Linked DNA regions of Homo sapiens: region 1 is linked to region 2. A link is an interaction called in ENCODE POLR2A ChIA-PET data of the cell type or tissue named here. Cell type or tissue: K562. All regions are shown on one strand. Each heading gives the region's core, and the rest is flanking DNA. Links, peaks and the distances in the headings are about the cores only.

Region 1 (2,906 bases), core at 208-2,707, 50 kb before region 2:
AGTCTAATTCAGCTGGAGGTGGAAAAGAGCCTGATCTATTTGGCTAGGAACATCCTTGCCTTGGAGCTGAATAAAAATAGCCAAGGTTTATTGTACATCTACCAGGTGCTCCATTCTAGCGCCTTTAAACATATGAGCTCATGCAATCCTCAGAACAATTCTTAAAAATAAATTCTTAAAAAAAATTAAAAACTCTTAAAAATAAAGAGGTAATCCCATTTTCAGGTGTGGAAACTAGCTTAATACAGAAGTAAAGTAACTTGCCCCATGTCACATGGCTAATAAATAGTGACAGCAAGAATTCAAGCCTAGGTCATCTAGCTTCTAACCTGGCCCTAAAAAATTCCACTACACTGCCTCCTTACAAACCCAGGCATGACACAGACTGACTGCACCACCCGCACAGCTCTGCAGACACCTCCCCAGGGAAGAATTTCTATTCAAGAGGTACAGGGACCATCTAGGTGGAACCATTTGAGAAGATCTAGTATCTGAGGGATCTATTTTTTTTCACTTCAGATTTAAGTTAATTTCAAAATTTGGATTCATATTCCTATGTGGGGAATCCCAGATATTTCTTTCTTTTCTTTCCTTTTTTTTTTTTTTTTTGAGACGGAGTTTCACTCTTCTTGCCCTGGATGGTGCAATAGCGCCATCTCAGCTCACTGCAACCTCCACCTCCTGAGTTCAAGCAATTCTCCTGCCTCAGCCTCCCAAGTAGCTGGGATTACAGCCATGCGCCACCACGCCCAGCTAATTTTTTTTTTTTTGAGACGGAGTCTCTCTGTGTCACTGAGGCTGGAGTGCAGTGGTGTGATGTCGGCTCAGTGCAACCTCTGACACCAGGGTTCAAGCGATTCTCCTGCCTCAGCCTCCTGAGTAGCTGAGATTACAGGCAAGTGCGACCACACCCGGCTAATTTTTGTATTTTTAGTAAAGACGAGGTTTCACCATGTTGGTCAGGCTGGTCTCGAACTCCTGACCTGATCCACCCGCCTCGGCCTCCCAAAGTGCTGGGATTATAGGCGTGAGCCACCGCGCCTGGCTAGAATCCCAGATACTTCTAAAAATAAGAGTTTGTAGTACAACTGATGCTCCAGAAATCTGGGTACCATTTGACAGAAATGCAGTGCATTCATATTGTCCCTGCAAGCTAGCTCATTTGCTTAAATTTCCAGAATGCGTACCTACCTTTGATAAGGAGAGTTATTGAATTGATAAAATTATCGTATGAATGTATATATATTAAACATTGTTTCTGGGCCGCATGGCAAAACCCTGTCTCTACAAAAAAATACCAAAAAAAAAAAAAAAATGCCAGGCATGGTGGTACACTCCTGAAGTCCCAGCTACTTGGGAGGCCGAGGCGGGAGGATCCCTTGAGCCCAAGAGTTTGAGGCTGCAGTGAACCGTAACCATGCCACTACACTACACTGGGAACAGAGTAAGAGCCTGTCTCAAAAATAAATAAATAAATACTTCAAAAAAAAAAAAACTTTGTTTCCAAAATATAAATTAGTCAGTTTGGTTTTTCTTATTTGCATCTTTATCTTTCTTTCTTTTTTTGTAGAGACAGGACCTTGCTATGTCGACCAGGCTGGTCTTGAACTCCTGGCCTCAGGCTATCCTCCCACCCTGGCCTCCCAAAGTGCTGGGACTGCAAGCATCAGCCACTGTACCCCGCCTCTTATTTGTATCTTCTTTTGACATCTGAGCTTGCAACTCTCACTTATGTCTGAGTTTCCCTTCCTCTATGGCTGGGACCTTAAGCAATAATACTTCTGATAAACTGTGCGCCAGATGGCCAAACATTGCCTAAAAAAAATGACTAAGAAAGAGGCCTTTGAAAAGAACATTGTGAAGTGGGGATGACTGATGATGTAAATAGGAAAAATGAACAAATGTGTGAAGAAAACATTTGCAAACAGACGTCTACATCTAAATCCCAAGTCAGCAAATCTAGTATTCAGGAAAAATACCAAATAGGCAGAAACTTTTTGGTTTCTTCAGCTTTAATATACACAGTAGACAAATTTTCCTTTGGTTTGGAAAATGTTCCTGCCAAAACTTGTATTTCTTATACATGGAAATGTGGTCAAGGAGGCAGCTGTACAGTGGTTACATTTGTGAGAGCTGGAGTGGCTTCCCTTGGTTCATCTCACACAATCCCCTAAGTGGTAGGAAGACCCGTATCCCAGGGCTGGGGTGCCCAGGTGTCAGAGTGCGGTAACGTTCGCTGAGCACCTATGGTGTCCAGGTACTGAGCTGGGAACTTATATTTGTATCATCTTACTTTGGCCCCCAACAATTCTGTGAAACAGGTATCATACCTATTTTATAGATGAATAAGTAGAAGTGTGAAGAATATAAAAGGATTGGCTGAAAGTGGCACAGCTTTTAAATAGCAAGACCCTAACTTCAGATCTCTGTGATTTCTGTTTTTTTTTTTTTTTTTTAAATAAATGTTAAGAGATATAGCAATGGGGATCTCACCATGTTGTCCAGGCTGGTCTCAAACTCCTGGGCTCAAGCAATCCTCCCTCCTTAGCCTCCCAAAGTACTGGGATTACAGGTGTGAGCCACCATGCCTGGCCAGGTTTCTGTATTAAAACCACTTTTTACTATATCTCAGGTATGGAAATATGAAAACACTGTTGTAGCAGGCGGGTAGTTGAAGCTCTGCACTCAGGGTAGGCTGACGTACTGCCAGGCTCTGACCAGGACCTTACAACAATACCCATCCTTGGAAGGTTTGAGTCAACTTTATAGCTGAATTTGATGCCAGGAGCACAAAGCAAAAGATCCCCATATATAAAGACAAGGTTATAAGGTACAGTGTGCCTGGTACAACTATCTTCCAGAATGCTTCCCAGAAGTAACATAGCTGGGCACCCTGGCACATGTTT
Region 2 (2,906 bases), core at 286-2,785:
TTTCTACTAACAATACAAAAAAATTAGCTGGGCGTGGTGGTACATGCCTGTTATCCCAGCTACTCGGGAGAGTGAGGCAGGAGATTCACTTGACCCTGGGAGGCAGAGTTTGCAGTGAGCCGAGATCATGCCACTGTACTCCAGCCTGGGTGACAGAGTGAGAGTCCTTCGAAAGAGAGAGAGAGAGAAAGAGAGAGAGAGAGGAAAGAAGGAAGGAAGGAAAGAAAAGAGAGAGAGAGAGGGAGGGAGGGAAGGGAGGGAAATGAGGGAAGCTAAGAGGGGGTTGGGCTGCAAATCCTATCTCTGGGCAGCGGGTCTGGGCCCCTCGTCCCTGCAGCAGGTCTGGGCCCCTCGTCCCTGCAGCGGGTCTGGGCCCCTCGTCCCTGCAGCGGGTCTGGGCCCCTCGTCCCTGCAGCAGGTCTGGGCCACTCTTCCCTGAGTTTGATGCTTGGTTTGGAGTCAGGGCTCTGAGCCCAGAGTCCCTGTGGAAAACACATCCCTCCACTGACTATGGCCTCTGTCCCACAACCTCCCCCCTCCCCAGGCCTGTGTGTGTTTAGACAGCTTGCCCTGCATTTTTAGAACAATTTTTAACTTGTAGGCTGTACCTGCGGAACCAGAATGTCTGGCCAAGACCTGTTACCTAACAGCCTCAGACCATTTGGGTGCCAACAGCAACTGCAGCTCTGGCCCAAGCCAGGTGTGGGCTGACCTAGCCAGGGAGCGGGGAAGTGAAAGGAATGGGTCCCTTCCCACTCAGAGGGCGGAGCCCCCACTTCTGGTGAGAGAAAGCTGAGCAGAATGGATCTAATCTGATTCCTCCACCCAGAAGCCCTTAAAATGCAGCTTTGTTTTAAGCCTTCTTGAAGATTTGGGCTAGATCTAGAAAAGAACCTCACCACGGAGGATGTGCAAAGTACAACACGTGACCCCGGAGACGGAAGCTCTTCTCTACCTCCGTAAAGATGATCTCTGATGAACAGACATGATCATGCCTGGAGAACAGGGATGGACAGTCCCGCTTCTGAAAGACCCTGTCTGGCTGATGATTCATGGTGCGCCGGGCAGACCCCAGGCCAAGAGACCCCACCCACAGTACCTGAGTGCTCAGCTGGGAACCAGACCAGACCTCAAAACAGGTTTGCAGAATTAAGATGAGGAGCTGAGCTCAACACAGCCTCCGCAGCTCCCCAGGGCGGGCCTGAGCCGAGGGAGAGCCCATGGCCATCAGGGTGCTGGAATGCATGTCACACTGCATTACGTGCATTACGATCCACGCTGCAATGACAGCCCAGAGCGTGGAGAACCCAGAGAGGGTGGGGAGATGGAATCCCGGCGAGCCAGCGCTGGCAGGGACCACGGGGAGCAGCTGGTCCAGCCGCCGGTTTTCCAAGAGAGAAGACTAAGAAGTGAGTCACTTGCCCACAGCCACAGAGAGAAGGAGGGCAACGAGGCCGGCAGGTCAGCAGCGAGCAGTTAGTTCAAGGCCTTGAGGGCTTCCACTAACTTTGAAGGGCGAGGATGGGCGGAGCTCTGGAGGCCGCCGGGGTAGGTTCGAGGGGAGTGTTCAAGAAGCCTCTTTTTTTTTTTTTTTTTTTTTTTTTTTTTTTTTTTTGAGACGGAGTCTTGCTCTGTCACCCAGGCTGGAGTGCTGTGGCGTGATATCGGCTCACTGCAACCCCCACCTCCCAGGTTCAAGAAATTCTCTTGCATCAGCCTCCGGAGTAGCTGGGATTACAGACACCCGCCACCACACCCGGCTAATTGTTGTATTTTTAGTAGAGACGGGGTTTCACCATGTTGGATAGGCTGGTCTCAAACTCTTGACCTCAGGTGATCCACCCGCCTTGGCCTCCCAAAGTGTTGGGATTACAGGCCTGAGCCACCACAACAAGCCAAGAAGCCCTTTTTGTAGAGTTCTAATCCTGGGTCTGCGGCTGAGCCATGGTTGTGTTCACAAAGCAGAGCAATCAACCGGGCATAGGGATGGACCTCCTGGGGCCAAAATGGCGGCTGACATCTCCACCCTGACCTTTCTTCTCAGGTTCCCAAGGTTACCACCCAACCCTGCCAACTTTCGCACCCCGCAAGGAGCAAGACCCCGCCCGCTCACCACCTGCCTGTGCAGCCAACGGGCCTCGCTGAGCTGCCCTGGGCCGCTCCCTCCATTCACACAGTTGGCCCTCCCTCTCCCTGCCTCCCTTCGCCTACCCCACGAACTACTTCATCCCTCTGGGCCGGCACTGTAGAAGCCCCATTGTTCACATCGACCTCCCAATTATCTCCTCTTTCCCTCTCCCTCTGCTCCTGCCCAGACCAGCCCCCCAGCATTGACCTGGATGCCTGCCACAGCCTCCTCCCTGGTCTCCGGCCTCCCACCTCTGCTCCTCGGTCTCCTCTACCCAGCCAGTAACTGCAGAGAGCACTAAAGCACAGTCCTGGCATCTCACCCCCTTAACCCTGGCCACGGCTTCCCAGTGCCTCCAAGATAAAGCACCAACACCTGAGGACAGCAGGTGAGTCCTCCCGGAGCTAGCTCTCCCCCACCTTCCTGTCACCCTCTGCCCCAGGCTCTGCCCGTGCTGCTGCCCCCTGAACCCACACTTCCGTCTTTTGCTTTCCCTTTCCCTGGGATGCTCTTATACCCCCTGGCCCCCTGGGATATCTTCTCATCTGTTAAGTCTCAACCCAGAGCTGCTTCCTCTGGGAAACCCTCATTGGTCTCCTCGGGCAGAGGCTGGTGTTTTTCTCTCATGCGTCCTCGGGCAGAGGCTGGTGTTTTTCTCTCATGCGTCCTCGGGCAGAGGCTGGTGTTTTTCTCTCATATGCCTGCAACAGCCTGGGATTTCCTCTCTCAGCGCTTTTTTTTTTTTTAATCAAAAAAATTTCGACGGGGAGACAGGATC

What was found. ChIA-PET counts read pairs that join two places held together with the same protein. Peaks named below come from ENCODE experiments on the same cell type or tissue, not always from the same donor. Only the 100,000 strongest peaks of a DNase experiment are listed, where the experiment ranks them.
Region 1: POLR2A ChIA-PET joins it to region 2 with 10 read pairs; 7 of 35 experiments call an interaction of 5 or more read pairs at or near these places.

Annotation. Positions count from the first base shown.
Region 1 is chr3:196,091,721-196,094,626 of GRCh38, forward strand. No RefSeq gene overlaps it. Among named protein-coding and RNA genes, the nearest start is that of TFRC, 11 kb to the left of the region's middle. RefSeq lists a silencer at 721-909. In K562, for the core only: a CTCF peak has its summit at 638; no DNase peak of the experiment used is centred there.
Region 2 is chr3:196,141,862-196,144,767 of GRCh38, forward strand. LINC00885 (long intergenic non-protein coding RNA 885) reads left to right here and starts at 775. Exons shown (of 3, transcript NR_034088.1): 1 at 775-1,139; 2 at 2,045-2,516. In K562, for the core only: no CTCF peak of the experiment used is centred there; DNase peaks (open chromatin) are centred at 830, 1,543 and 2,092; H3K4me3 peaks cover 2,282 bases.